4 separate regions of the Mus musculus genome follow, and all the other regions are linked to region 2. Evidence: chromatin loops called from intact Hi-C (ENCODE). Cell type or tissue: heart. All regions are shown on one strand. Region 1 has its middle 20 kb from the start of Wnt8b. Region 2 holds the start of Sec31b (Sec31 homolog B (S. cerevisiae)). Region 3 has its middle 35 kb from the start of Scd1. Region 4 has its middle 12 kb from the start of Scd1.

Region 1 (8,000 bases), 71 kb before region 2:
TTTGGTTCAATATTTCCTCACCCATGCCTCCATTCCTCCGTTTTGCAATCTATCTTATGCGCCACTGTATGTTGGAAGTATATTGTGGAGAGCCGTGCGTGCCGCGAGCAATCGCCATTATAAGATGGCACTGGCCTCCACTGTGCCTAACTAGTAAACAAGCCTTGTACACAAGCCTTGTACACAGGTTCGAGAGTGAACTCACGCCCAGTCACTGCCTATTTTGGGGCGTAGTAATGGGGTGATGGGCGAGCAACTAATCAGGTGCTGTCACGCCACATCAGGTGCTGAAACGTCATGCTGCGGGCTATATAAGCAGCGCCATTTTCCGGGTTCGGGGTCTTCCTGAGAAGTAAGCAATAAAGCTTTTGCCGCAGAAGATTCCGGTTGTCCTGAGTGTGTTCTTGCCGGCGGGGACAAAAGCTCAGGCAATAGTATATGATTTGCTTTTTGATTTCACGGGTGCTTACCATGAAGATATTCCCTTGACTCTCAGAGGAGACTTGGACTGTGGACTCTCAGACAGTGTTGGAACTGTGAATGAGTATAGGGGCTTTAGTCACTGAACTTAAATGCATTTTGCATTAACAGATATTGCTACAAGCCTGTGAGGGCCTAGGAATGTGGTGGTGTGGATGAGAGTGGCTCGTTTATTTGAATACTTGTCACCACATTGACAAAACTGTTTGGAAAGGATTAGGAGGTGTGGCCTTGGTGGGTGAGGTGTGTCACTGGCAGCAGGCTTTGAGGTTTCAAGAAATTCATGTGATTCCCAATGCATGCGCTCTAAAATATCTTTCTTCATTATTCAACCTTAATATCTATATCATGCAATTTGAACAGAAAAAAAAAAAAGGGTGAAGTTTTCTTCCAATGTCCTGATGCAGGCCTCTAGTAGAAGGTGTGCCCCAGATTAAAAGTGTGTACTACCAAGCCTGGGTCTGGAATTTGCTTTGTTCCAGGCTGGCTTTGAACTCAGAGATCTGCTTGCCTCTGTCTCCTGGGATTAAAGGCATGTACTAACTTGCCTGGGCCTAAGCTTTTCATGGCCACTATGCCTCAAGATCTCCATGACAAGAACCAAGTCAGAAACCTGTGTCTTCCAGCCTCAAGATCTGACCACAGGTATGCCTTTCATTTCTGGATTATAGTTCATTGCAGATGTAGTCAAGAAGAGGACCAGAAATAGCCATCGCCATGTTCTTCCCAAAGTATAGGCCCAAGTACATTTATTAACAATAAGGGTCTTGGGCTGGAGAGATGGCTCAGTGGCTAAGAGCACTGACTGCTCTTCCAGAGGTCCTGAGTTCAATTCCCAGCAACCTCATGGTGGCTCACGACCATCTGTAATGGGATCTGTTGCCCTCTTCTGGTGTGTCTGAAGACAGCAACAGTGTAGTCATAATATATTAAATAAATAATTTTAAAAATAAGGGTCTAGAGATGTAGGTCAGTGGTTCAATCTCACAGAGCTATAAAATAGGATCATTGCTAGTGAAAATTAAAATAAGCGAGTTGTTTTGAAAAACATTTTTGGAGGGTCCTCAAAATTAAAAACTAGGGGGAAAGTACTGGAGGGAAGGCTCAGTGGATAAGAGCATTTGCTGTGCAAACATAAGATCATGAGTTTAAATTCCAAGCAGTCCCATTAAAAAGCTGGGAGTGCTTAGCACTGGAGTGTAGAGACAGGCAGATCACCCAAGGAAAAGCACGGCATAGGCACACATGCTTGTCACTTCAGTGTTGTTCCTGGGCAGAGTCGGTCAGAAGCTTGCTGGCCAACCAGTCTATCAAAATAATAAGTTCTAGGTTCAGTGCGCGACTAAATCAGAAGGGGAGGCAGATAGCCAGCATCTTCACTGCTTTCCACAAGTGCATGCACAGATGTACTCATCAGCACACACGTGTATACACGTGCATACCATGGCACACACATACACACAATTAAAATTAGGCTGGCAATCCCAGCACTAGGCAGATAGAGGCAGGAGGGTCAGACATTAAATGTCATCCCAGCTATATAGTAAGTTTGAGGCCAGTCAGGGATCACAAGACCCTGTCTCAATAAAACGGACTAACATACCAAAGTACTGAAAGGCTCGGTATTGGAACGCTATCCAAATGAGGCGAAGTTGGTTTGTCAAAGAGACACCTGCACTCTCGTGTTCATTACATCATCCAAGCAACCCAAATGCCCATCAAGAGATAAATGGCCAAAACATTCTATCAGCCCAAGCAAGCAAGCAAACCAAAACCCTCCAGCAGCATGCACTCAACTCATAACATTCAACTGCGAAAGGATGAGATCTTGTCCTTTGTACCATTCGTGGGCCTGAGGCCTTTGATCCACTCTGAGTTGATTATTAGTTATAGCTGAGACCTATTTCCAATCTTCTGTTTGTGATTGATATGCAGAATGTATAGGGAATTCAAAAGCTGAACATCAGGGACTGGAGAGACAGCTCAGTGGTTAAGAGTACTTGCTGCTCTTCCAGAGGACCCAGGTTCAATTCCCAGCAATCACTTTATGCAGTTTACAACTCCCTGTAACTAGCGCCAGGCAGGGTATCTGATACCCCTCTCCCAGTCTAGCCTCTGCAAATGCCTACAACACACACACACACACACACACACACACACACACACACACGCAGAGAGAGAGAGAGAGAGAGAGAGAGAGAGAGAGAGAGAGAGGGATGGGGGAACAGAGAGCATACACAAACACATATGCATGCACATAGGTGAAATAAATACACATACCTAAAAAAATAATAAAAATAAATCTTAAAAACCAGTGAACTTTCCCCTCACCCAGTTAGGATGGCTGTTATCAAAGAGACAACACAACAAAACAAACCTTCCCCTTCAAAAAAACCAATAAGACAGTTGTTAAAGGGAACAGTAACTCTAACAGTCATAAAAACAATCTAGAAATTTCTCACAAAACTGAATATAGAAGCCATAGGCATCAGTGACCCCACAACTGGTATAAGTTCAAAGATGGTGGCATTGTTACCCCCAAAAGACACTTGTGCTCCCATGGTGATTACGGCGCTGTTCACAATGATAAAAGTGTGAAATCACCCACACGCCTTTCAGAGGATGGGTAGAGTTTGAAATGTGGTGTATGCAATGGTGTATTAGTCAGCCACAAACAAGAATGAAGACCTGTGACTTGCAGCAACACAGGTGGAACCGGAGGTCATTGTGTCAGATGCAATAAGCCAGACACAAAAAGTTCAAATACAGTGTTCTCGGAAACTATTAAGTTAATCTTTTATAGGATGGAATCATATTGACTCAAGGATAACATTTCCAACATATAAAAATAACCAGCGTTTGGGCCAGCCAGATGCTCAGTGGGTGGTCGCACTCGCTATTTATGACCAGTGACCTGAATTTGACCCTCAGGTCACACACAATGGAAGGAGAGAACCAACTCCCACATTATCCTCTGATCTCTACGTATGTGCCATGCCTATTACACTGCCCACACACACACTCACAGAGTAAATAAAGTAATTTAATAATAACTTTAAAGGATAACTCATGTTTGAAGAGAAGGAAATGTTTACTATCCCGATTGATTATTATACATTGTATGCATTGAACTGCCATAAATTACCAGTTGTGCTGTATAAAGATATACAAATACTATGCAGCATTGAAGTGTCTTTAATTAATTAAAAAAAACCCAACCAAGTAGTTGAGTAGACATTTATATATTCTCTATTATATAGTCATTCTGGGTGTATTGATTTCGCTGAGTCACTAATCGTGCCATTGATAAGAGTGTGTCCAGGAGCAACCATCAGAAATGTAAAATGGGAGAGGAAAGAATTTTACCAGGTGGGGACCAATTAAAACATGTGTAATTAAACCAGATGTGGTGGTGCTTGCCTTTAATTCCAGCAGAGGTAGGTGTGTCTCAGAGTTCAAGGCTAGCCTGGTCTACATAGTAAGTCCCTGGGACCGCCAGAGCTACATTAAGGAGGGAGAGGGGGAGAGGAGAGAAACCTTACTGGAGCTGGAGAGATGGCCCAATGGTTAAGTGTATTACTGCTCTTGAAGACGAATGGTGTTCCGTTCCCACACTCATAAGCAGCTACAACTGTAACTCTAGTCCCAGGGTATGTGAGCATTCTGGCTTCTGTGGGCACATGCATGCACTTGGTACTCATAAGCAAATGTGTCTTCACACACATACAAATCAATAAAGGCAATAATAAGCCTTAGACAAATACCCTCAACAACAACAAAACAACAAAACCAGTACTATTGTGACCCAACACTGTCCTACCAACACAAACCTACCTGTCACAGTGTTGAAATATCACTAAAAGAGAAGCCTAATGTGTCAAGTAATGTCTGACCCATGTACATATTAAAAAAGAATTCTCTCGAAGAAGTGTCTGTCAGACTTGTATTTAGAAAGCCACCCAGAACACCAACCATGACAGTCAATTAAGTTCAACTTCAAGACAAGGCTAGCTCCCGCCTCAGCACTTAGTCTCTTCCAGTTTATTCTAGTTTCACAACGTGGATGACTGAGGTTTCAGACACAGATCTCCAACCCCATGTCCTTTCCATGGAGTTCTCCTCAGGCACCCATGACCTCCAGACAGTCCCTACGTAGACATGTAGGGACGTGCTGCCCCCTGCAGGACACGTGGGCACCTGCAGCCTCTGGATCTACTAAAGTGCCATCCTGCGACGTGCTTGGCGCTGTAGTGTTTGTTCCTTTCCACTGTGCGGCGCTGCTGTTCCGAGTGTTACTGTCCTCCCTGCAAGGGGCAGGAAAACTTCATGACTGCAGGAACCAGGCATAAAAAGGCATAAACAGGGAGGTAGGAAAAGGGGGAGATCACAGAAAGAAGCTGGCAGGCTATTTATGTCCACTGGCTTTCCTTAGAATCCTCCTCATCTGGTCCTTTCCATGAGGAAAGCCACCCCAACTCTCAACACCCCTTTCTTGGGATGCTTCCAAAAGTTCCCAAACCTGGCTTCCAACACAATCGCCAAGGGAAATCTCTTACAGACTTCCAGATTGCTTCCCAGGAAAGTCTGACTCCTAAATGTGGGGAGACATTCGGTCACCATTCCCTCAGATCTCACCAGATGTTGTTGTTGTGTGGTTTACAAAGAAATAAGAGAGCAGAGGCAATCTTAAGGGGCTTGGCCCTTGTGGGACTCCGTGAACTCCCTTTTCTTAGTTCAGTAACAATGAACAGAATTCTGCTGTATGCTCTAGGGATCTGCATGCCCAGGGCAGCCTGCTCAGTTTCCTGAAGCCCATTTAGTGAGTGGCCCTGTGACCCACCTTGTCATGGATTCCAAGAACCAAGCTGCAGTGTCCCCTTTCTTCAGTGTACTGAGAGCGTCCTAGGGAGGGAAACAGGACAGGACCTGGCTGTCCTCAGCATCAGTCAGATCTGGGTTTGTGTCCTGAATTAACATTTTCCTCGCTGTGGGATGATTTAAAATGTCTCCTAATGTTTCCTGTTCCTGACAGCAAACGGAGACAGTCACCTGCCTGCCTCCGAGGCTGCTGTAAGCCTTAAATGTGATCCTGGTCTCTACTGAGCACCCAGGCTGCCCATGGTGTCTAGCAAGTGTCAGCTCTTCCCAGCAGTGAGAACAGCCTTACTGCTATCTCTTCAATGCTGCTCTCTTCAATGCCCTCCACTCCCGTGAACCCACAATGCGCATGGGGTTTTATGCCCTGTTCTGAAGACAGCTGCTTGGCCTCAGCACCAACATCCCATGAAGAAAAGAAAGCCAAGAAGTGTCCGACCTCTGGAGACTCAAGGCTCTTGGACAAGCGCACAGGGTCACTAGGCACTTTTCCATAGCAGGACTTAAGCCAAATGGTCTGCACTTGTTCCTGTAATATACGGGAAAACTCACAACTATGGCCTTCTTCCCTCCAGCCTGCAGTTGCTAACAGAACAGCCCAATGTTACCACACAATTCCTCAACTTCTGCGTCTTTCTTTTCTTCATAAAAAAACACAATGTCCTTTGTATCACCTTAGCCATTTTAAGTGCTATATATCTGTGTAGTTGTGAAACAATCTATCCTACTTCTTTTATCCTTGAGTCGGCTCTCTTTCCGCATCTTACTTCCTTGTGATGGCGCCTGGCATTCAGACTCAGCATCTCTGGCATCCATCCTTGAATACTTCCATCCCTCTGACTAACACTCATTGGTTCCACGGCATTCTGTGGGCCGACCCATTACTCCCTGTGCAGTTCCAGCTACACCATTCTAATCTAGATCCTTATTATTTCTGATCTGTGCAGTGCAAGAGTTTTCTCGGTGATTTTCCTGTCTCACTCTTACTCCAATCTTTATTTTATCCTGGGTCAAGGAGCGAGGCATGGCAGGAATCGATCCCAAGACCGCGCCAATGCAAGTTAACCTCGTCCATAAATGCTTTTGATCATGACGTCCCTTCATTCATAAACATCTTCACTGAAGCTGGTCGTGGTGGCACAGGCCTGTTACCTCAACCTTCAGGAGCCTGAGGCAGGAGAAGTAAAAAGTTCAAGAACAATTTGTCCTACACAGTGATACGAGGCCAGCCCTGGCTACATGGCAAGACTGTGTCTCAAGGAGTTAGACATGTGGCTCAATAATTAAAGGCACTTTCTGTTCTTCCAGAGGACCTGGATTCTGTTCCCAGCACCCACACTCACAACTATCTGTAGCTCCAGAATTACAGAGTGCACATAAAATCATGCAAGCGTTGTAGGTGCACACACACACACAGTAACTTAATAGTGTTTTTCTTTTTAAAGATTCCTTTTTATTTTGTGTGTGAGTGCTTTGCCTGCATGGATGTATATATAGGCACCGTATGTGTACCTGGTGTACACAGGGGAGGGAGCACCAGATAGCTCTGTGGTAGAGTGTTTGCTTCGCTTGCACAAGGCTCTGGATTTGATGCCCAACACAGCAAAGACACACTTTCAGTGACATGACAGCCTGGCACACAAGCTTCTTTTGGATATGCCCTAACACATCTTTTTGGCATTATTTCCAATAAGCATGGAGTGATTTCAAGGAAACGACCAAAAGGGGGAGCCATTGCTGATGTCAAAAGCAAAAGCACAGCTTCATCAAGACTGCCCAACACCATAATGGCATTGCTTTGATTAGAGCTGTCATTTCTAAGAATGTTCTCCCAGGCCTCCGATGATGGACAAACACATACCATTCAGAAAACATTGCTAAAGATGGTTCTTACAAAAGCCTACCTGGTGGTGCAGACCTTTAATCTCAACACTCAGGAGGCAGAGGTGGGGAATTTCTGTGTGTTCGAGGCCAACCTGAACCACGAGTCAGGACATTTAGAACTAAAAAGAGAGGCCCTGTCTCAAACAGCAACAGCAGCAGCAGTAGCAGCAGCAGCAGCAGCATCTGTATTATTTTAATTTTAAAAATAATAGAAACTTAGCTCCTTTTGGAAAGGATGGATCCAAACTACTGGAAAATTTTTGCTGTCTACTGCTTCTGCTCTTGGCAAAATCACCCTCGTCTTCGACCTGGATGACTATAGAGTCTGCCTTCATATTGCTCCCTGCTCCTGGACCACTGCAGAGCCTGTCTGCATGGTGCTCCCAGCTCCTGCCTGTGAGTCCTTTAATCCTTTCTTTGCTCAGCAACCAGAGCACATTTCTGAATATAAGCCATGTCATGATATCTCTCTGCTTAAAACCCTCCTACTGTTTCCATCATCTTCTTTCACACTATGTATCAAATGAAACCCTTTGCCGTTTGTTTTCCACGTCCCTGTGATATCACCATGGCAACAAAGGCTCTTTTTGCTCATCACAGCTGAATCCCTAGTGCCCAGGCAACACCTAACTTGTCATGAGCACCTATGACATAGACGCTGAGTGAATGAATGGACTGTGTTGGAGCAATGTTGATAGACAGCAGCTTACAGACAAGATTGTCCTGACAGTGATGTCAGTTTTACTTGTGGAAAGATCCTC
Region 2 (8,000 bases):
ACCCCAGTGACACACTTCCTCCAACAAGGCCACACCTACTCCAACAAGGCCACATCTCTGCCATACCCACTCCAGTGGAAACTGCGTGACAGGCCCAAAAGCTTGGCCACAGCTCTGAGGCAAACAGTTTTACGGAAACTTAGTCTCTTGGAGTCTTTGCATCCCATAGCATGAATGCTCTAAACTTGTCCCTGCATCAGTCAGTGAATGGATCTGTGTGCTTTCCTTCAGTATTGTTTTATTATAAGTGCCTCCAAGGAATGATTTGACATATAGCTACGTTAGATTGGCCTCCACCAGTGTTCCAATATCCTAGGAAATCGTTGAGCTGCCCTTGGGTTTTTAATTTAGTAAGAATGCTACTCATTCAGAAGAAATGCCTCCAGTGTAGATAGTGAAAGGAGTCAGGCATTACAATTTACTGGATAAGAACTAGAAATCTCAGGACTAGTTCTACAAAGTAAACTTAGAATAACAGCTGAGTCACTCCCATATACAGGAATTTACAATGGCCTAGGAAGAAGGAAGATTGTGGTCTAAGAAGGAACTGGAGTAAATAATTAGAATAACAGCTGAGTCACTCCCATATACAGGAATTTACAATGGCCTAGGAAGAAGGTGGATTATACAAAAGACTAGAATTGGAACTATGGCAAGGGCATAAAGGCCTTGCCCCTGGCTTCTAGGACTAAGCTGACCTTAGGTGGGGCTGCTTTTTATCCCAGTTGTAAACACTGCCTGGTTCCTGTCAGCTTTTATGTATGCATTCCTCTGTAACCTCAATGTACCTTGATGTATCACTTAGCTTCCTTGCTTTCTTCTGTAATATAAGTCTGATGCTCACTTTGAGAAACTGCACTCAGATCCAATACTCTCTCTGGTGTCTGTCACCCCATAGACTCTTTGTCCACTTGAGTACCAGAACCCTGATTCTCTCACAGGTTGAGGGACCGACTGAGTCCAGTCTGTGGCACACCTCCTCATAGTGCCATTCTGTAAGAGCCTATAGGAGCCATTTTCATTCAAACCCCTAGAAGGGCTGAGGGCTTAAATTTTATTTATTTATTTGTTTGTTTGTTTGTTTGTTTGTTTTTTGAGACAGCATTTCTTTGTATAGCCCTGGCTGTCCTGGAACTCACTTTGTAGACCAGGCTGGCCTTGAACTCAGAAATCCGCCTGCCTCTGCCTCCCGAGTGTTGGGATTAAAGTCGTGAATCACCACACCCGGCTCTTAAATCTTTTTATTATTAATATTGTGGTTTTCATGGTGTGTGTGCTGCAGCACCAATGTGAAGGTCAGAGGACAGCATCATGGTCTTGGTCCTCTCCTTCCACGTTATGTAGGTTCTGGGGACTGAACTCCAGTTGCTGGGCTTTTGCAGCAAGCACCTTTTCCTCATGAGCCACATTGACAGCCCTCCTAAGAAATTTTAAGGGGAAACAAAGGACAGAGAAATCCCACAGGGAAAGTGGGGAGAGACTGGATGTACGATCTGGGTGCATGTCTCGGCAGGGTCTTAGAAATGATCTTGTATGGGCTGGTGAGATGGCTCAGCGGTTAAGAGCGCTGACTACTCTTCCGAAGGTCCTGAGTTCAAATCCCAGCAACCACATGGTGGCTCACAACCATTCGTAACAAGATCTAATGCCCTCTTCCGGAGTGTCTGAAGATAGCTACAGTGTACTCACATATAATAAATAAATAAATCTTTTAAAAAAAGAAAAAGAAAAAGAAATTATCTTGTATGATCTCTTCTTCTTCTTCAAAAGTAAGTGAGAAAATACAAGGCAACCAACGTAACTCACTCCAAAGCACACAGCTTAATTAGCATCACAGCTAGGCTACAACCCAACACAACTGTGCTTTCCATGACAGCAATGCATAAGATGACTGGCAGAAGGGAAGATAGAATAGGGGCCTACCAATTATCAGATGGAAGGCTGCAATAGAGACCAAAAATCTCTAGGTTAAAGCGGTCAAGAAAATGTCCTGAGCTATAAGAAAAATACTTACATATTTTATATAGATACCTGATATCTATATAAGATCAGTAGTGTGGTAACGTGTATACTACTTATTAAATATGAAGTGGACTATAGTGAATATTTACACTTTTTTTCCTGACAGTACAAAAACCTGCTGACTATTGTGTCAGGCTATACATGCCATTTTCCACAAAGCCCTTAAAAAGGAATAGAGCCAGGTACAGCGAGACATATCTATACCAGCTTCTCAGGAGGATGAGTTGGGAGGACAGTGAGTTCAAAGCCAGCCTTAGCAAGACTTTGTCTAAAGACAAAAGCTGTGACATACTAGGAAGAAGACTTGGCACTCAGATGGGAACATGCTTCCATTCCAAGTCCACCTTCTTAAGGCTTCCATCGCCCATGTAAAATGGAAGTAGTGGCATGTCTAATTCAGGCTTATTCTGAGGACTGAGTAGAATCTGAAGGGTCCCAGTGATAGTGCTCTCCTACCAAGCTCCTCAAGGATTTCTTGCAGCCATTTCTGCCATTATAAAGGAGAGGATCAATGATCCTCTTTTCATTGCTCTTGCACAAGACAGCCAAGAAACCTACGAGCAGAGCATCCAGCTCGCAAGAGCCACGAAACCTGCGACACCCAATCAACACCCAAGAGCCATGAGGAGAGATCGTTCGTCATCCTCCTTGTTGGCAGAAGAGTGTGGTATTGTGTAAGCTTGCTGTCCTAACAAAAGCCAAGGGAGGGAGGAATCAATGTCCATGGGTTCAAAAGGAGACCTGATACAGGTAGTCCTGGCTTGTGCAAGATAGCTCTATCACCTGCACGCTGCCTGATACTGCTGCTGCTGCTGCCACTGCCTAGTAAGGTGAAAGTGGTTAGTTCTCAAGTCCCTTTGACCAGCACGACCTCCTCTGAAACATAACTCCTGTTCCCCATACTTCTCACCCCCATGATCCCTGAATTGCACACACCACCCCTAGGACCCTCTATCAGTATATCCATCAGGGTCTGACCTGAATACCCACTCATAGACCCAACATAGTACCTGCTGGAGACAGAAAGAATTCCTTTGTGTTTCAAGTCCAGAGAAGGGTCCCTGAAATCAATCTCAAATATTTCCAGGGTGGCATTTGTGCTAAAGGAGGCATCTAGTTGCTGAGCAGATGTTCCTAGTCACATGGAAAGGAAAGAAGAGGCAGCAAATGAGCAACAATGTATGCATGGGAAAATACTGGGTACTAATAGGTTAGGGAGCGGGGAGGAAACAGAACAGAAGAGAGATAGGAGCATCCTTTTCTCTAGAGGTAACCGCAAGGAAAGCATGAGGTGCCGCCCTCAGGCCCTAGTCCAAGGCTGTTACCAGGTACCCAACCTGACATAATCCTACAGCTGTCTCTCATGGTCATTAAGGAATTCTAGATACTGAGTTTTCCTTTGATGGCTGACTTCTAGTAGCTCCTGGTCTGTCGTGTCATCGTACCTGTGGCCAGATACACAGGGTACTGCCTGGCCGGGCTCCACGCTTGGACAGCTGGCTTCTCAAGTTCTTTCAACTTCATGGTTTCCGGGAAACATATATGACCTTTGGCCCACTAAAAATAGAAATAATAATTAAAAAAAAAATCTTAGGGCCAGTGATCCAGGGAGCGTCTGTGGACACAGAGATGGTCTCTCTTCTCTACAAGATGAAGTAGTCCAGCAAAAAACAGAATGAGAAAAACAAGCTCATCTGACAGTTCGCTTACCCAATGGCTAAAACTGATTATCTAAACTCCCAAGGTCTTTAATCAACATTGGTTACTACAGTTCTACCGACAATAACCATCAAACTAGGTAATTTCTCAGTGACGTTGCCTGATTCCCTTGGTTTTAAATATTGTATCTGTGCCAGGGAACCCTGTATTTATGTCATTGACACACATCTGTCCTCTGAGTACCAATTCCCAAGGGAAATGGATAATTAAATATTTCTAGCTATAATGTACATCTATGATCCAAGCATTCAAGAGGCTGAGGCATTAGAATCATAAGTTCAGGCAAGCCTGGCGTGGACTACATACAAAGTAAGAACTTATCTTAATATATTTAAAATTATAACATTCATAGATATGTGTGTGTGTTGCCTGCATGTATGTCTGTGTACCACACGGGTACCTAATGCCTTCAGAGGCCAGAAGAGAGTGTTGGAGCCCCTGGAACTGGAGCTACAGATGGCTGTGAGCTACAATGTGAGCGCCCCGGGAACCCAGCGGGTGCTCTTACCAACAGAGCCATCTTTTCAGACCCTTTCCTTTTGCGGGAGGGGGCGCATGGTCTCCCGTAGCCCAGACTGGCCTCAAACTTGCTAGGTAACTGAGAATGATCGTCCTGTCTCTACTTGGCAAGTGTGAAGCCCCCACACCGCATTCATTTTAACTCTGTGATTTCCACTTCTAATGTATACTCAAGGTCTCATCCTCACGGGCCAGCGAAAGGGCTGAAAGGTAAAGAAGGACACTTAGAACTATTTGTGACCTGCTTGAGCAACCCAGTCAGGTCAGCCTCACCTATAAAAGCAGGCGATAATAGTACTTAATCTCTATTGTACTTTCCAGCTTGAAAAAAGCTTGGGGCTGTCAGTTAAGCTTGTTTCTGGGAGCTTCTAAACTCCTGAAGCTCCGCTTTATCAGTGACCAGCGAACTACACTATTTCGTCACCAGTGCCACCTGCTGGTCAGAACCATCCTGTACAGAAGCGCAGCGACCAGCAACAGCGCATTTGCCAGGCACAACTAGAAATTTCTATAAATTGTTACTTTGTTTTACATAGAAAACAGCCGGCTAAGCCGCAATGTAAACCCCGTGCTTTTAACCATTATATTAATTTAAGCAAAGCTTTCATGACGTGCTTAAACCATTGACAGAAGGACGGGAGAAATGCTTTTTTTTTTTTTTTTTTTTTTTGGTTTTTTTCGAGACAGGGTTTCTCTTTATAGCCCTGGCTGTCCTGGAACTCACTTTGTAGACCAGGCTGGCCTCGAACTCAGAAATCCGTCTGCTTCTGCCTCCCGAGTGCTGGGATTAAAGGCGTGCGCCACCACGCCCGGCTGAGAAATGCTCTTTTCATCCACTTTGCTCTGAGGCATCATTTTATAAGAAAAACCCTCGTTAGGATCAGAACAGCCAGAGCAGTGGCGGGCTGATAGGGTCGGGGAACCACTATCAGGGAGGACGACCCTTGGCAGTCCAGTCCTTAGGGAGAAGGTCAACACGGCTTCTCGCCTGCTGACTGCCATACAAGGCGCTTGACGGTCAGTTACCACTGGCCAGGGCACCGCGACAGTGTGCAGGCTGAGGGCCCGGTCAAGTCAAGGCTTGGGGGGCAGTCGGAGGCGCGCGCAGCGCTGCTGGACCTCGGCGGGGTTGGGGACACTGTGTGGCAAGGGGAGCGGGACCGGGTCCAGCTGGGGGGATTCGTACTGGTGCTCCAGAGGCGTGGCAGCCCGGGTGTGGTCAAGGCGAGCTCCCCGGCGTCCTCCCGTGGGAGGAGCGGTGCTCCGGGACCCCAGACCCGCAGGGGAAACCCACCTGTTCCGAGCGCCCAGGTCAGGGGTCACAGGCGACCGCCTGGGCCGGTCCTGTCCCAACCAAGGGCGCACCGCGCTGCGGACGGCGGCTGCCGAGGGCCAAAAGTCAATTTGCCCTGGCCACAGCTGGCGACCCACTCCCTCTGCTCGCCTAGCTGAGCTCCTCAACACTAATCTGCACCGAGAGCGATAGCGCAGAGGTTTCCCAGCAGGGCCTGCCTCACTTGCCCTGGGATTGCACAGTTCTAGCCCCCACACCAGTACATGCTAGTCTATTCTATTTGAGTCAGGCTCCTGTGTATAGAAAGGGAAAACACTAATTCAATTTATTATGTAGTTATTAAAGTGAGGGAAGCCCATGAGCTCTCAGTGTGATCTATTTAGCTAAAAAGCAATCGAGGTTGTAAATAGTAGTGGTGCACACTGGAGCCTACTAGTAGAGGGTGTCCACAAACTGATTAACGGCTGTGTGTGGAAAAAGAGACAACTGTGAACCAGGCACTTCATGGAAGATTTCAGGCACATGACATGGGCATTACTCCTTGGAGCTGAAAGAACACTAGGTGATATTTCAGCAAAAAGGGGGGCCAAAGCAGCTAATGGGCATGCTGGCATTTCCCATACAGTAAGTCAAAGAGACTGATCAAGAACAAGTACTGATAGATAAATTGTGGAATACCAATTAATTCTGCGGTTAACAGGGAATTACTGAAAATTATTGGGTCAGAGGCACTAGTGGCAATTGTATTTTGTATCTGGCAGTATGGATCCCTTTGGAGAAAAAAGAGAGGAAGGCAGGGACCCAATTACAAGAGGAATAGAGCAGCCCAGGGACCGGTGAAGAAAGTCAGGATTAATACTGGTGACTGAAGGAGAGCTGCCCTGGCTCTCCTGACTGAGAAAGGAAAGGATTCAAGACAGCCGGGGCCCAAGAGCAAGGGAGACCCGGTGTCGCTGATAACAGAGTTAAAACCTTGAGGCAGAGGAAAAGAGAATGTGAAGATATCACAGATGCTTTTCAAGTTGAGATAACTGTGGAGGTAATTGTGGCAGGTGAAGATGCCCAAGTTGGTTCAAAAGTGCCACTTGATGCATGGTGAGTTCTACCCGGGTCACCTCTGAAACTGGGGTGCCCATTATCTGATGGGCAGTTCTGAAACCAGATAGACACCCATGTGTGGCACCATCTGTGCCAGGACCATTCTTGCTACAACTAAACATTTAACTTTTTTTTTTTTTTAAGTGTCCTATCACAGGTGAGCCGGTGATGGGGGTGGAGTTGGGGAGTGAACAAGGTCTGAGCCTTAGGAACTAGAGGTGTGGATTGGCTGAGAGTGCTTGCTTGCCCTAAGGCTTGAAACCCTGGTTTTATTTCCCAGCACTAGAGAAACCAGTAGTCGTGGTGGCTTCAGGGTGGAGGGTCAAAAGTTCAAGGTCATCTTCAGGTACCCAAGCTACCCAGCAAGTTCAAGGGCACCCAGGGCTACAGGAGATTCTCTCTCTTCCTCTCTCTCTCTCTCTCTCTCTCTCTCTCACACACACACACACACACACACACACACACACAGCTGAACCTTGGAAAGTACTCCCAAATTAGGGAATAAAGCAGAAGTACCAACCACACTGATGGAGCATCACAAAAGAAATCGCACTAAAGTCCTAAGGTTCAAGTCCCAGCACCCACATTGCAGCTTCTAACTGCCTAACTCCAGTCCCAGAATATCCAACATCATTTCCTGGTGGCACACAGCCATATACATTCATATAAATAAATAAATATTTAAGAATGAGATGATTAAAGAGTATATCTTTGTAAAAAAAACTTCTTAAAATGACATTTATTCTGTGTGCAAGTGTGGATGCACACACACTATATATAGCACATGTGCAAAGGTCAGAGGACACCTTGAAGTAATGGATTTTCTCCTCCAACCATGTAGGGCCTAAAGATTGATATCAGGTGTTCACCACATATCTTTACCAACTGAGCCATCTCAGCAGCCCGCAATAAATCTAAGAATTCTTCAAAAAGTAACGTTTTCAGTTCCACTCCCTAATTTTGCACTTTTTAACTGCCCAGATAATCCACTAATGGAGCCCATATCTAAGTTGAATGATGTGATGGTCTGAATAAGAATGGCTCCCAAAGGCTCGTATACCTGAATGCTTGGTCACCAGGGAGTGGGACTCTTTGAAAGGGTTAGAAGGTAAGGAAGCATGTTCGTGTTGGAGGATGTATGTCAATGGGGGTGGGGTTTAAGATCAAAAGCCCATGGCAGGCCCAGTCAGACTCTTATCCATCCGTCCTCCCTACCCACTCACAACCCAGATCAGGATGCAGCTCTCAACTACATCTCCATCATCATGCCTACAATGCTTGCCACCATGCTGATAATGGACCAAGCTTTTAAAACTGTAAGCACACCCCCAATGAACTGTTCCTGAGT
Region 3 (8,000 bases), 170 kb before region 2:
CTTGACTGGAGTTGCAAGGACTGGCAAGTGTGCTTACAGGATGCTACGTCTGAGGATATGCCTCAGACTCAGGCAGGGAAGGAGGAACCTGCAGAAGCCCTGCTCTAACGGACCAGTCTAAAACCCATCAGTGCAGGCATCTATGGTTGTGTGGCTGCTGTGTTTGGACAGACTCTTGGTTTTGACAAAGATGGCACTTACCTACTGGAGTGCACTCACCTTCCTAATCCAGAAAATTCCAGGCCTCCAGATCCTTTGAATTTTGCTTCCCTTTCATCATCACTAAGCCATACTTTTTTTTTTTAAAATAAGTCATGCTTTTTGAATGGATTTTTAAAAAAGATTTATTTATTTATTATATGTAAGTACACTGTAGCTGTCTTCAGATACTCCAGAAGAGGGCATCAGATTTTGTTACGGATGGTTGTGAGCCACCATGTGGTTGCTGGGATTTGAACTCGGGACCTCCGGAAGGGCAGTTGGCGCTCTTAACCACTGAGCCATCTCGCCAGCCCCCAAGCCATACCTCTTTTGAAGTTAAGAATATTTGTTGATTGGGTGCATCTTAGGGACCCACTGAAGGAGCCTCTGCTGCACTGTAATGATCTGTGGACATTTAAAACAGGGAGTGTGAGGGGTTTGGAAAACCATCCCTGGGTAGATGAGATGGGTAAGCGAGAGGGAAATGAAGATTTTTTTTTTTTAAATTACTCATTGTGAGTGGATGTGTACGTGGGCTGCACTCACATTGTGGTCAGAAGATAGCTTGCTGTTCTTGCCTTCCACATGTGGGTTTCAGGAATCAAACTTAGGCCATGGGACTTGGCAGCAAGCCACTTACCCACTGAGCCGTCTCATTGGCCCAACGCTCGTGTTTTTAATTAAGTCCCAGGCTCGGATGATTTTGAGTGCACCTCTAAATCCCTTAATCCTCATAACCTCAACTGCACACTACAAACAGCGCTTTGTGGGGACAGTCACACAAAACCACACTGCCAGCTGACAAAGTCCATTGAAAACATCCTTGCTATCGTTTCCTTATTCCTTGATGTCACCTGGTTTCTGAACACACCCAGTGAGAGCCTGCCATACCCTGGAGAGCCTGCCCTCTGGGGAGAGATCGGGCTTTCTGTGCTCTTGACCTCAGATGCCTGCTCAATCCTCTCTACCCTCTTCTGAGCCAGCACTTTTGGAGGTGAATGAATGACAAGGCGGTGAATTGACTGGACATAGAATGCGAAGAAGAGGGGATGCTCTCGAGTCCCCTTAGACTGAAAAGACAGACTTCAGGGAACAAAGGGGCCAAGAATGGGCTGCCTGGGGAAGCCGTGTACTGCGCAGGTTCTAGACTGCAGGGCTGGTGGGATCCAGGGCTCTTACAGGTCGGTCTGAGACCTGGGAAGGCAGGGGTGTCTGGAAAGGGTGGACCTAGATTTCTGTTCTACAGTCTTGAAGAGACACAATAATCTTAAAAAGACTATTTTATTTCCTGCTTTCTTTTAAAAAATGGATTTATGTCTGTGTACCATGTGCATTCCCAGTATCTGTGGAGACCAGAAGAGAACTTCATGTTCCCAGAGACTGGATCAACAGGTAGTATGGACTATCATGCAGGTACTGGGACTCGAACCTGGGGCCTCTTAAATAAATATTCTTTAGTCTCTCTGCTGCCTAGCTCCTTTGCAGACACAGGTTGAGCGGCACACAGAGGCAAAGAGATGTCTCAATAGGGGTGTGTCTTCATGTCTGCTTAAGGATGTTATGTAATCTGTCTGTGAGAGATGAGTTCCATTGGCCTTCCAAGTCTTGACAGTAAATCTTTGATCTTCGTGGAACGGGGAGGATTTGACCGACCCAAGACTAATTATATAACTTAATTATTAGTCCCCTCCCACTCAGTCACTTCAGAAGCTCCCTGCCCTGAGTCTCCAAATGACTGGACATGGAATTCGACGAAAGGGGACGCTCCCGAGTCCCCTTAGACTGAAAAGACAGACTTCAGGGAACAAAGAGGCCAAGATCTTTCCTGTCAAGATCTCATAAGACCTTTCTTTCTCAGTTTTTGTTTGTTTGTGTGTGTTTGTGTGTATGTGTGTGTTTTGTTTGTTTGTTTGTTTTGAGGCAGAGTCTCATACAGCCCAGGCTGGCTTTGAACTTGCTATGTAGACAAGGATGATAACCTTGTCCCTCTCCTTCTTCCTTCCAAATGCTGGCTTTACAGGTGTGTTGCCACCATCGGTTCAAACTCAAGGCTTTATGAAGGCTAGGCAACCACCCAGTCACTTGAACTACACTCCAACCCTTGCCCTCCTTTTCAAATCTCAAGCTTTTCATTTTCTCCTCAGGAGAGAGCCCTCAGACTCAGTCACCGAGGCCACAGGAATGGCTTCCTCACCGGAGCACTGTGCATGTCACTGACCATACTGCATCCAGAATGATCTTTGGAAAATCACACCCTGCGTTCAGACTCCCTGTTAAGAACTCTTTATTGGTTTTACTGGGGTGAAGCCTGGCGATGTCAGCCCTCTGGGACAAGGTGCCTTCCCGCTTAAGCCTGTCCTTCGTCTCTGAGCACGTTCCCTCTATTCCCATGTTCCAATGGCAGAACCTGAGAATGAGTACTCTCTCTTCTCTACATGCTACTGTCCCCTATCCTTCTCCCACTAAGACGGAGCTAGCTAACCCTGCTTTTTTCCAACTCTCTAGAAAGTTTTCCAGGCTTCCTCCCCATACCAGATCCCCTCTAAGCCTCCTGTACCTGCCATTTCCACATTGTGATTGCATCTGGCTTATTGCTGTCCTTCTTACAGTACATGGACCAATGTACCTTTCATTAGGTATTTATTTCTTGACCTTATCCATAATACCATGCCATAGTGTGGGGGATGTTTAAAGAGTTCTCTTTCTGGCCGGGCAGTGGTGGCGCACATCTTTAATCCCAGCACTTGGGAGACAGAGGCAGGCAGATTTCTGAGTTAGAGACCAGCCAGGTCTACAAAGTGAGTTCCAGGACAGCTAGGGCTACACAGAGAAACCCTGTCTCAAAAAACCAAAACCAAACCAAACCAAACCAAACCAAACCAAACCAAACCAAATCAAACCAAGCCAAAACAAAACAAAACAAAAGAGTTCTCTTTTTAAACCCTGTTGATGAATTGTGTAGTTTCTACTATTCTGCTTTAAGCTCCGGGCAGAGAGCACTACAAGCCCACTGCCCAGGTCCCCTTGGATACTCGGATGAAAGACCCCCCACACACATTAGCTTATTTTTAATATGCTTTTATCTCAATGGCCTGACTCTTCTAAGCCTTCCTCAGCTAGCGCTCCCTTCTCTTCACTTCCAGCTCAAACCTCTCTAATCCTTCCCTCAGTTGCCCAGTTATCTTCTCCTTGCTCAGCATCCTAAATCTGCCCTCAGCTTAGATGTGTTTCTAATCTCCTGCCTGCTACCCTAGGCCCAGTCAGGGAAGTGGCCAATGGCCATCCCACCTGAGATCTCACAGAGTGGGTGACCCCTTCTCCTCCTGCTGCATCTTAACCTGCCTCTGGGAACCTGGAAGTCCACCTCTTCTGCCTAGCCACTGGCTGCTAGCATCTTTATTGATCCATCAAGAACCAATTGGGGAACAGGACTTCAGCCTTCACAGGCAGATTTCCGAGCATATCGTCAGAACCACCACTTACACATTGGTTTTTCTCAGACAACAAATATGCATTTTAACAAAGATTCCATGCAAGCGGTAAGCCCAGTGCTAGATTATGTTTATCCATTTGCTTTCAAAACTAGGGAACAAGTCAGGAATTGGAATGTATGCCCCAGGGTAGAGTGGCAGGATGACAGATCGATTGGGAAGAGTCTGTCCCCAGGGTATTTGGGCCCCTTGGTAAAGCCTCAGCTCACATTGTTGAGTCTATCCCTCATTTCTAAACCAAGGGCACGTAGTGACAAGGGTGTCCTGTCTTCACTTTGCCTCCTTTCTGCTCACCACACTCTAATTCTCCTACCGCTGGTACGTGGACCACGTGACCTAAAGAAATCCCTTTCTCAATTTTCCGTGTCAGATAAATGTCAGTATAATCTTGTTTTTCCAGCAAGGCAAAAGAATTAGACTTAAAGTCAGCATGGTAATATGCACTTTCATTTTCTGAGTCTCAGTATTTCTACCCTCTAATATGTAGTTAAAATGAACTCCCTGCCATGACCCCATACTCCGTAATAAGCCAATGTTTATCTCATCCCACTCCTCTTCTCTCCCCCCCCCCCATTCTCCTTGTCTTCTTTACCTCTCCTCCTCTGTTCTTATTCTGTTTCCTTTATGAACAATTTCTATCCAAAGCTGGTGGATAAGCAAGGCGGAGGCTTCACGGAGCAGGGTAGATGGGCAGGTGTAGACATAACTACAGAGGCGTGCAGTACATGAGAGGTCTTCATGTACCACAAGGGGGCGCCTATGATTGCAAGATGGATCCGGGGTTGGGTGAACAGGGCAGCCTTGGAGAAGTGAAGCCAGTGTGTGCTGATGGCCTCGAGTGCTGTGAAGGTGAATAAATATTTGGTGAAGAAAGGAATATTTAAGCAATTTCCAAGAATCTTCTTAAATGACTATTTTTTTTTAATATTTATTTATTTTATGTATTTGGGTACACTGTCCCTGTCTTCAGACACACCAGAAGAAGGCATCAGATCCCATCACAGATGGTTGTAAGCCACCATATGGTTGCTGGGAATTGAACTCAGGACCTCTGGAAAAGCAGTCAGTGCTCTTAACTGCTAAACCATCTCTCCAGCCCAACTATTTTGTGTATGGATGGTTTTGTCTGCATGTATGCCTGTTCATTGCATGCATTCCCAGTGCCCTTCAGAGGCCAAAGGAGGGTGCCAGATCCCTCAGGACTGGAGTGGGTGGTGGGATGTCTTAAAGGCCGAGACATCTTTCCAGATGCTCTTTAAATAAATCTCAAACCCCTTACCCTAATCACATGATGGAATATGACCAGGCATGGGACAGATCCAAGTCATATTCCAGCCAGGAGGGTGCAGTAAACACGGCATTGGTTCACACTGGTAGCCTGTTAAAGACTCTGTCTGGGAATCCATTTTTAGTTTCAAGCTATATACGTTGGCCACCAAGATACATGATGTTATTAAAGGCAAGTTTTATCAAAATGGACTGGAATAAAAGTATTCCCAGGACAAGAAGGGCCAACACGCTCAAGCTATATAAGCCATTCTTGAAGCTTGACCAAGATGAAAATATTGACCTTAAGCCATGAATAATTTTATTGGCAGTATCCACAGAATTAAACTCAGTGGAGCAGCACTGTTTAAATTCATAATCTTGTTACACAAAGTTAAAACATCCAGAGAGGTGTTAGAATTATGCCAAATACCCTGCAAGTGTCTTTGAATTTTCTCCCAATTATAGTGACTGCCATTGTAAGTGTTAGAAGCAACACAAGTCTATTGGTATTTAGCATGACACTGGAGATGGCTCCTTACTCTTAGACTCTGAACCTCCTTTACAATAATTTGAATATAGTATCAATAAAGAGCATCAATCCATTGTTCCAAACACCTATCTACATTCTCTTAAACACTCAGAGCATTAGTAACATTTTCTGCTAAATGATTAGCAAAAGTAGCTGTCTTAACTTTTTTCATCAAGGCATTTGCAGGAGCAGTATTGCTCGCTATTAGCAGAACCAAAGGTGCTATACCAGCAGTGTGTCTGAGGATGCCCTGCTGTGTGCCAAAAGCAGAGCAGGAGATGTAAGACAGGTACCAGCAATTTAATTCAAATAAAATTTGGAATAAAGTAAAACTTCTTTCCATCATCCTCACAAAATTCTCGGAGTTTGGGATGATGTATGTTCTGTGTCCCTTGCATCCCAAGTCCAAGACTGACTATCTCGGTAGACTCAAGGGTTGTCAAGGCAAGTACTCGGAGAGTGATGCATTCAAGGGAATAGTCCCTGTGAAAATGTTGCAAATAGAAGGGGGGGGGGAGTCCCTGCTGTAAGCTCTCACCACCTGATCTATTCCAGGGATGTGAGTTACTTTAATAAAAAGCTAATGAAAAAAATTGCAAGTATGTATCCACATGGACTTACATAAAGTAGTTCCTGTTGTGGCCCCCTCACCCCACCATCTTTTAATGCCCTGTCTCCTACTTTTGTCATGGTACTACCCATGAGAAGAAGGGGTAGGACCAGGTATGTTTACTCTTTTAGACCAGAGGCTGTAACTCTAGAATGCCTTACCAGAATGTCCCTCTTGATAAGCAATGCCCGTGTGTGTGTCTTCCCAAGGTGTTATACCCCTCATATACCTCACCAGACACAAGAAGGTGACCGTTTTAATGACATATGATGGGAACTTCACCATGAGAGCTACAGCATTCACAGGAAGGCATTCATGAACTCTGCCGCCCAGGACAGCATTAGCGTGAAAGAGGAGCTAACCGGGGCCAGCTCTGCCCACTGCAAACCTTCTGCTGTGGACTACTGATCAGTTTGAGAAGTCAGAATCCAGCCTTCAAGATTAGGGATTGTAGGGTTGGTGAGATGGCTCAGTGGGTAAGAGCGTCCGACTGCTCTTCCGAAGGTCCAAAGTTCAAATCCCAGCAACCACATGGTGGCTCACAACCACCCGTAATGAGATCTGACTCCCTCTTCTGGAGTGTCTGAAGACAGCTACAGTGTACTTACATGTAATAAATAAATAAATAAATAAATAAATAAATAAAGATGAGGGATTGTAGCCAGGTGGTGGTGGAGCACACCTTTAATGCCAGAACTCAGGAGGTAGAGGCAGGTGGATCTTTGTGAGTTCAAGGTCAGCCTGGTCTACAGAATTGAGCTCTAGGGCTACACAGAGAAACCCTATTTTATAAAACAAATCAAAACAACAACAACAACAAAAAACCCAAATAATAGATTAGAGGTCTATAAAATGTCAAAATAAGGGGAAAGGCTATGTTTATCTTATGTTATGTGCCTGTCTGTTAGCTGGTTTTATAAACCTTACACATGTATGCCTTCCCTGGTTGAGACCCTGTGAATGGAAGGGTAAGCTTTTGAAAATTCTCTTTTATGTGTTTTCCACCTTATTCTAAGAGTGGATATTAGGCAAGTCAGGTTTAAAAGGCCCTTGGGCCAGGCTTTGCCTTTCAACACATTATTATAAATTGCCGGGAAACATTTCATAAGCTAAGTTGGCAGAGGGTTAATTTAGCTTTCAGACCTACACATAGCATGCAGTCATGTTAGGGCCAAAAGTCATGACTGGAGAAGCCTGACCTGGCTAGAGTATCCCATGCCCCATCCCAGTTTCAAGATGGGCATGTGGTTACTCAGCTCTGTGAAGACTGACCACCACAGCCTCTTGTATGTGCTTTCCTACTTAACTCAGCTTTCTCAACAGAAATCCAAGAAGTGGGTACAGTTTGTTGGTACTTTGTATTTTCAAGTTGGCTAAAGTTTTCATTTTTTAAAAAGATGAATATGAAACCACTCTTCTCTTTCTCCTTTCCCTCCCTCCTTCTCCCCCGTCCCCCCTTTCCATGTCTTACAACTTAGCCCAGGCTAAGTAGTACAAAAAAGGGTGTACAAAAAAGATCCTTCTGGCTCTTATCTCCCCAGTGTTGGGACTCTTGATTCCTTTTGTCAGGATTTCATAGACATTTATTGAGTGAGGGGGGGAGGGGTGGATATGAGGGTGGGGCTTCCTTTGTCTTGGTAAGTAAGGAACTCTCAGGGAAAGAGTCTGACTAACCTAGGCGGTCAGAGGTCCATCTTCTTGCTAAGAGGGTCCAACCTGCAGCCCTTCTGCAAGCCCAGGATATGCTTCACACCTATTTCACACGGAGAACCCCAGGGGCCTGCTGCTTCCTGGCACAAAGGAAGAGGCCATTTGAATAAGCTAAATGCAGAAGGGAAAGAACAAACGTCACAAAGATACATTGTATCCACAGGCAGCTGTGTGAAAGCAGTCATCTGTG
Region 4 (8,000 bases), 120 kb before region 2:
CAGATCCTAGCCTTTGCCACCCTCCTTCCACCTGGTGGACTCTTGCCACCTTCACCCTCTTTCCCTCCCCCTACTTCGATACAAGGTGCCTTCCCTGTTGTCATGTAACCTCTGCTTCCACAGGAGCGTAGACAGTCAGCCCACTGTCCCTGCCCATCTTGCCTCACCCTGCAGTAACCTCCCTGGACTGATGTCACCCTTGGTCCGCACTGACACAGCACTGAACAGCCCACAGCAGGGCTGTGAAGTCCAGAGGGCAGCTGGCCATGACCTAACCCCAGCTTCCCCTGAGCATTTCTCAGCCAGGAGTCTGTGATTCTCCCATGCCATCCTTCGGTGCCAAGATAACTCCCTGGGGCCCGAGTGTTGACTGAGCTTCCTCTGTGCCCAGCAGAAATCCAATGCTCCACTCTGTGAGGAGCAACTAAACAAAGCTCCCTGGCACCTTGGGGAGGTCACAGATTTCTAGGAGACATGGGACAAAGCACAAAAGCCAACTACACAGGCCAGTCCCTGATGATACAGACGCAAACAGCCTGTCAAGTGGGGTAACCGTTTAGGGAAGGAGAGGCCTTCTAGACAGAGAAACCCCTAAAATTGGGCAGGGTGAGCAAACAGGCTCGAGGAGGATGGAGCAGCATTTTAATGTTGTGTACTATGATCTTAGCTCTGTGACTCTGTGACAACCACCTGGGTGCTACCTTTGTTCTTTAATCCTCAGAAAAGTTGCTAAGGTTGGGGATCCTGTGGCAGAAAGGTACCAGAATCTAAGTCTGATAATGCATGCAGGGACTTTGCACGTTTTTCTTGCTACATGGTTCTTCCAGCCACAGAACAGATCTGCTAAGTACAGTTGAAAGGAATTACCAGTCCCCCCCCCCCCCCGCTTCTCTTGCTTCTCCCACCACCCAGTGTCCTATGGACACACTCCAAACAGACCCCTTTGTCCTGACCCCTAAGTAAGGGACAGTCTGAAAAGTCTAGAAAATGTCTTCTCCTCTGCTTTCCAATCCCTTTTGCCTCCCTGCCCAAGATGGGAAAGGGAAAACCCAACCAGGTCCACAGCTTTGCCTTTGGAACCCAAGGCACAAGTGAATGTAACTGTGGTGCGTTTCCAGGCCTTTCGTGCTGTTCCCTGCTAGGGTCTGGCTGGATTCCCTTTCAAAGACCAGGATTATTTTCCTCTTTCTTCCCAAAGGGGCTCTGGATTGGCCATGTTGTTGGCCTCAGACAGGCTCTTGCAGTCTCTGTCTTCTGTTAAAACAGTGGAAGGTTTGGAGTTTAAGGGGGACCACTGAGGCAAACTTCTTTTGGGTAAGAGATTCATTAGAAGAGTATTAAGGCCACAGGCAGACAGACAGACAGACAGACAGCATGGTGGAGGCTCCCAGGTGAGTTCAGTCCCCAAGGTAAACAGACAGTATGTCAAGGGGCTTTGATGAGAGAGAGAGAGAGAGAAACCAGGCCCTTGCAGCAGAAAGTTTCCAATCATGTGGTTAGTGAGTAGCCCACAGCTCTCCGAAGCCAGGCTGTCAAGTTCCTGGGTGTTAGGAGGCAAGGAGGGGAATTCCTTTGGAGCAACGTGTGCTGCTAAGGATGCAGAGAGAAAAGGTCGCATTTACTAAAGGTGTACCCATCATACAGGTGGGGATGCGCCATTTTCTGAACCCCTCTGGTGTCTGGGAGTCCGGCAGCCTGGGATCTGTAAACTTCCTTGGGAAAATGGGTATAATAGGTGCTTGGGGAATGCCTGTTAGTGGATTAGAGAGCCACAGGTGGGCTCTCCATGGGGGTGGGGGTCAAGAGCTCAGCCTCACCACAATGCTTCCAACCTTACAGAACACCTATAGAAACTCAGAGGGGGTTTGCGATCTGTTGGTTCCCAGGACAATCCCAGCAGCCCTGCATTCTCTTCCCTAACACTCTCTTCACAAACCTTTTTTCCACAGTCAGGTAGGTGCCAGCATATTCTTCCTGTTGCCCTATAATAACCTTGCCCTCTGGGCCACCTGGCAAAGCGATGGCTGCCTGTCATCTACTTGGTCTTGCTCGTGGCAGTGACCTCATTGTTGACTCTGCTACCGGGTAGAGTGATCCGAGAAACTGGTTGTCCAAAAATGGTGTGAGACCTGATGCTGGCCAAGCCACCTGTTGCCAAGTCAGGCTGGTGTCTGGGCCTGGGTCAGGGGTGCTGAGGCTGGCAGGCATCCACAGTTAAGGACTCTAAGCAAGAAGGCATCAACGATGTAGGAAGAGCCAGAGTGGACTTGGTGAGAATGTCTGGGTGTCCAGCGTCAGGGTCCCATTCAGGGAGGGGTGCGGAGATTATGCTCTGATTGCTGGGAAGGTATTGGCAGAAGGCAGGGTGGTCAGCACAGAAAGTGGGGGGTAAGGAGTGGCGTCTCCCTTCAGAGGTCGGAAGCAGGTGGTCACTCCCAAGAGCGGAGCCTGCCAGTTTTCCAAAGGAGGCCGCAAGGAGAAGGCCTGTATCACGGAGCTCCAATTACAGGGAGAGCCACTGACCAGCAATGTGTACCTGAGGCCACACTCCCCTTCATAGCTCCTGACCCAGAAACAGAGAGGCCAATCAGAAAGCAAGCCTAGTCCTGGCGGATACAGGACACCTCTGGTGGCCGATTTTGACTCGCTAAAAGTTTTACAAATTCCCACCTTTTTAGGCCACACCACAGTAATTCACCAACTCCCTACTCCCATCTCCCTCGCTCAGGGATAGAAGTGAGCATCTGAGCCACTGACTCCTGTGAGCTCAGCCCCACCTCTTCTCCAGAAGGCTTGCAAGGTAGTGTAGTTTCTGCCCGCTTCTCAGAGGACCCAACTCCACCCAGAGGGCTACCAGACACCTCGAGTGACCAATCCCTGGGGGTTAGGATCTGTTGGCAGAGCCAGACAACAGCTTTCAGCTACCCAGAGGGAAGGGGATGGGGGGGAGAATTGGTGCCAGTTTAGGACCCCTTTGGAGGAGAGCCATAGTGGGAACAGAGGTAGGTCCTAGGGACCTGCTGCCACCTGGTGGCCATACCGGGAAAAGCATCATTAAGGTCTTCTGTGTGAATTAAGCAGATGTTTTTCCTTTTTATCACAGTCCTGATACTGAAGATTAATTCCATGGCGAGTAATCTCTCTGAACCCCAGTTTCTTCTGACCACGAACACTGACCCCATGATATTCTATGAATTCGAGAGGTGGGCCTGAGAGACAGCTCGGCATGTAAGGTGTTTGCTGCACAAATATGAGGCCCTGGGTTTGGAGCCTCAGTGGAGTTGGGGATAGGGTGTGTGTGTGTGGGGGGGGAGAGTTGTGAGGCTCCTGGGGCACACCAGTTGTTCTAGTTCGCTTTCTATTGCCGTGATAAAGGCCATGGCCAGAAGCAACGTGGAGAGAAGAGGGCTTATTTGGCTTACACTGGTCACAGTTGATCATTGACGGAAGGAGCGAAAGCAAAGGCTGTGGGGGAAGCTTGGCTACTGGCTTGTTCCCCGTGGTGCACTCAGCCCTGATTATCACACAACGCAGGACCACTCGCTCAGAGGTGGCGCCATATCCAGTGGACTGGGCTTTCTCACACCAATCATTAAGCAAGAAGACAGCCCACAGACCTGCCCAGAAGCAATCCGATGGAGGTAATTTCCCAACCGATGATCCTCTTCCCAGGTGACTCTTGCTTGTGTTGGGTTGACAAATACAGACAAAACAACCAAGACACTGGCCAACCAGTTTAGCTGAAAGGTGAGCACCAAGTTCAGGGACAGGCTCTGTCTCAAGGAGAAAGTGTAGCCGTAGTGACAGCCTGTGCCAACTTCTGACTTTCACGGCCATCCCGTCCACACATACACACTCTTGTGTACAACACACACACACACACTCACTTGTATCCAACACACACTCATTTGTATCTAGCACACACCCACCCACTTGTATCCAACACACAAATACAGATACTTGTATATAACACATACATGGACACACATTTGAATAACACACACACACACAGATTATATGAGAGTTAACTGAGATAATATATTATCACATGCTTGGCCTCTGGGTGCTAAGTGCATGACAGGCATGCTTGCTTTGTTTGTTGTCTCTTTTCTTTTCTTTTCTTTTCTTTTCTTTTCTTTTCTTTTCTTTTCTTTTCTTTTCTTTTCTCTCTCTCTCTCTCTCTCTCTCTCTCTCTCTCTCTCTCTCTCTTCCTTTCTTTCTTCCCACTTACAAAGCTCACCTCAGTGCCATTTCCCTCCAGCTCCATTCCCATTCCTGTGAATCTCTGGGAGCTGCTGTCCCTCTCACTCTGGCTCTTGTCACACTCAGCACACATCCTACCACAGTCCTCCCCCTCCAGCTGGAACCTGCAGAGAGGAAGCCATGAGGAAGCCATTCATAGGATGTCCCCACTGTCTGGAGGACGCCACAATGGCCTGCCGAGCTGCAGAGGAATCTCTGAGTCTAGGATCGAACAACCCTCAAGTCTCAGAAAGACAGACTGCTGTCCTGCCTTAGGCAATTGTTTTCCAACTATAACAAACATCAAATGTTGCAGAAAAAAAATAGGCAGAGCTGAAAAGCACCCGGAGTTGCCTAGAAATGACCACTGCTATTTTCAAATTTATTTTATCCTGGTTAGACTCCGCTACACGGTAGGTATATGTGACAATACAGTACGTGGTAAATACTTTATTATGACCTTGGATATCATTCCAAAACACAAGTAAGTCTTCCAGGATCACTCCTTTTGAAACTACGTCGTAATTTATTTAAGCTTTTTTTTTTTTTCATTGTTAAAATTTATCATTGTAAGAGAAGCTGTTGTCAACAATGCTGACTGAGTCCTAGATCTGGGATTGGAAGGTGGAAGAGACGAAGGGATAAAGAGCCACCATTTCTCAATTCTCAAACAGAAACCGAATCTCTGGGTGTTTTTGCCTGCTTGTCTCATCCTTTCATGAACGTCTGTCCCTTTTCCAGGTTCTAAGGAGATAACCCAGTTTCGTAATGGAAATGAGGCTGGTTGCAGACCTGGAGGGAAGGATCTGATGCAGGTATCTGGGCTCAGCTCGGCTCATGTTCCTGTGACCACGAGGGCTCCTGGCTGCCTCAAGCCAACCTGAGGATCCCTAGAACTTGGTCTGCTCTCCTCTGCTTGTGGGCACAAATTATTTCTGAATCTCGGGGGAGCTCGGTTTTCCACAACCCTCTCCACAGGGCAGAAAAGGGGTGCATGACCCGATGGTGCATACCTATAATCCTAAAACTTGGGAAATTGAGGCGGGAGGATTGCTGTGAGCTTGAGGCTGACACGAACTATATATGAGCTTTTGCTTAGCTGGTCAAGAGGCAGCCTGAGTCTGGGGGTCCTCACTCCACACATACTGTCTGCCCCCATCTGTTTTATGGCATAATAGCGTAAATAAATTATAATTTAGATAAATAGACATTCATCTAGGGTGAGACATCTGCAGAAAAAAGAATCGTTCTTAAATTGTGATTCAGGTTGAAGCAAATTCATAAACACATCCAGACCAACACATCCACAGAGCTCAACTACAAGACCAGTCTACATCCGCCAGTCTCCTCTCGCTTTTCTTTGAATAACCTCTTCAAACATGGATCAAGGTAGGGCTTTTTTTTTTGGTTTTGTTTTTGTTTTGTTTTTCTGCCGAGACAAAGTTACTCTGTGTAGCCCTGGCTGTCCTGGAACTCACTCTGTAGACCAGGCTGGCCTCAAACTCAGAGATCCACTTGCCTTTGCCTCCCAAGTGCTGGGACCAAAGGCCACTACCTGGCTTCAAGGCAGGCTTTATCCTCTTCATATTTCATCTGCTGTTCGTTAGGCAAGAGTTGATGCCGGGTTCCAAGGTCTCTTCATTTGAACTATTCAATCATTAATGGGGTTCTCCAGAGGCCTTCTTCTGGCTTCCTCTATGTCTTCAGTCTCATGTATTGTATAACCTCACCTTAACCCCAGTTCATTGAACCCTGCAGCATAGTCCATTTTTGAACACCACCCAGCCTGGCTTGGCAACAGCCTGCCGTTTTGACCTCTGTTTACCCGTCTAACAGGAAAAGTCGAGTGGGCCCTGAAGCTTGAGAGCTTAGAGAAATATTGGGAAAAACTCTCATGAGATGCCTCTTGACTAGAACATTTGTGGCTTCTTGAGTAAGTTTAAACAGCAGAGGAATGAGTGAGCTGACTGAGATTTCTCAACCTGTGCGGTATAGCCTGCCCCATAGGGCGGTATAGTGTGATCCACACAGGAGGAAAAGGGCTCAGTACTGAGCAGGAAAAGGGGCTGGATGGGTTCCAGGAGAGTGACGATGTGGCCTGGAGCTCTGTCATATGAGGAGACTTGTCACACGAGGAGGATGTCCTCAGGTCCACTCAGACCCCTGCCTCCACCGGAATTCAGGATTGCCCAAGGGAATGGGAAACCATCTCATGTTCCCCTCTGCTTCTTGGGGACCACACTGTTGACACCCGTTCCTGACCCTTGTCAGGAGTCCCTGTGCAATTGTATAAAAGTCTCTTGGCTCCCTCCTCGCTCAGCTGATCCAATGCAAGATGCTCCCCCTTGGCCCAGCTTCTCACTCTTTTCTCCAAGGAAAGCTGGCACCGCAGTGGATCTCACTGTCTGGAACAGCGGAGAGATGGACACTTGTCCTTCTAGGGAGGATAAGACAGTCCTTAGATGCAGACTGAAGGGAGTCACCCCTTTCCAGTGCCTAGGCCTTGGGCAGGAAATTCATGTGACAGGTTCAGGAATACGACAGCCACTTTTTCTTCACTGTCCTAGACCGAGCCTTGCAGAGAGGACACAGAGAGAGGAGGAGAGGGAGAGGATTAATGTCATTGATGTCCAACCATTGATGCTCTGTATCTGAGAGGATCTCAGCCTCCCCACATAGATGGGTAGAAGCTGCTCTCAGGTGCTGGTCCCTTGGCTGTCTTTTGTCGGTGCCAGTTTGAGCTTGTGTTCCTATTTCTAACTTAAGAGTAGGAGCCGTCTTCCCCATGAGTATTGTAGGAAGTCCTAAGGGGGGCAGGAACTGCAGAAACCAGGGAACAGAGCCTGGGACAATCCTGCCTAGAGTGGCCCCCATTCCCTGTGACCATGAGGCTCTGCACTGTCTCCAGTGTGGCTCTCCCTGAGCCTCAACCCAAGAAGCCTGAAGACAGATACCAGGAGAAGACACAGAGAACCCTGGTGTCCAGTTGCTGTCTCCATTTCTGTCTTTGCACCATAGGTTTAGGGCTGGGAGAGGGCTCTCCTGGGGTGTGAGAATCTGAAGGGAGCTTGAATGGCTTTGTGGAAGGCAGGTGATCAGAGGAAGATGTGAAATTTTGGTGTCTCTCATCTACCTGCATCAGTGTTGCCTGCCGCAGGACACAGAGGCCAGGCTTCTGGTCTGCTAGAAAGGTCACTTGGCACAGTCATTATCTGGGGACTCATGGGTTGAAGGGGAGCGTGGTTGATGCATGGAATACTGAGGTAAGGAGTCTCTCGACCACCCTACCTGAAACAGATGCTTGCCCCATTCACAGCCTCACTCCGACCCAGTATCCTCACTCCGTCTCCCATAGGGACTTGGTAGGAGGGCAAGCAGGAGTGTAGATGCTGTAGTCAGGTCCTGGGGGTTACTGGATGGGCAAGGAAGGACTGGTGAAGATGGGGTCAGGACAGGGAGGGCTGGATAAAAAGATGTGCTGTATGGGCTGGAGAGATGGCTCAGCGGTTAAGAGCACTGACTGCTCTTCCAAAGGTTCTGAGTTCAAATCCCAGCAACCACATGGTGGCTCACAACCATTCGTAATGAGATCTGACGCCCTCTTCTGGAGTGTCTGAAGACAGCTACAGTGTACTTACATATAATAAATAAGATAAATCTTTAAAAAAAAAAAGATTAAAAAAAAGATGTGCTGTTGGGGACTCTGGGCTTCTTTGCCTGTAGGACTGTGTGGGATAACACTGACTGAGAGCACAGCC

Evidence for each region. A loop is a pair of places that touch in the nucleus more often than their neighbours do. Peaks named below come from ENCODE experiments on the same cell type or tissue, not always from the same donor. Only the 100,000 strongest peaks of a DNase experiment are listed, where the experiment ranks them.
Region 1: it touches region 2 in a loop (2.7-fold over the local background); 22 of 42 quality-filtered maps call a loop at or near these places.
Region 3: it touches region 2 in a loop (12-fold over the local background); 20 of 42 quality-filtered maps call a loop at or near these places.
Region 4: a loop joins it to region 2, with 3 times the contacts of the local background. A loop is called at or near these places in 2 of 42 quality-filtered maps.

The regions. Positions count from the first base shown.
Region 1 is chr19:44,469,659-44,477,658 of GRCm38, forward strand. No RefSeq gene overlaps it. Among named protein-coding and RNA genes, the nearest start is that of Wnt8b, 20 kb to the right of the region's middle. In heart, CTCF peaks have their summits at 4,686 (motif pointing left) and 7,070 (motif pointing right); DNase peaks (open chromatin) are centred at 4,773 and 5,803; H3K27me3 peaks cover 416 bases.
Region 2 is chr19:44,540,234-44,548,233 of GRCm38, forward strand. Sec31b (Sec31 homolog B (S. cerevisiae)) reads right to left here and starts at 5,615. Exons shown (of 26, transcript NM_001033343.1): 1 at 5,555-5,615; 2 at 3,468-3,579; 3 at 3,033-3,156. The coding sequence starts at 3,546. In heart, a CTCF peak has its summit at 4,696 (motif pointing left); DNase peaks (open chromatin) are centred at 4,338, 4,688 and 5,538; H3K4me3 peaks cover 1,284 bases; H3K27ac peaks cover 863 bases; H3K27me3 peaks cover 597 bases.
Region 3 is chr19:44,368,720-44,376,719 of GRCm38, forward strand. No RefSeq gene overlaps it. Among named protein-coding and RNA genes, the nearest start is that of Scd1, 35 kb to the right of the region's middle. In heart, a CTCF peak has its summit at 4,446 (motif pointing right); a DNase peak (open chromatin) is centred at 4,442; H3K27me3 peaks cover 1,814 bases.
Region 4 is chr19:44,416,179-44,424,178 of GRCm38, forward strand. No RefSeq gene overlaps it. Among named protein-coding and RNA genes, the nearest start is that of Scd1, 12 kb to the left of the region's middle. In heart, a CTCF peak has its summit at 3,029 (motif pointing left); DNase peaks (open chromatin) are centred at 243, 2,883 and 6,383; H3K27me3 peaks cover 2,847 bases.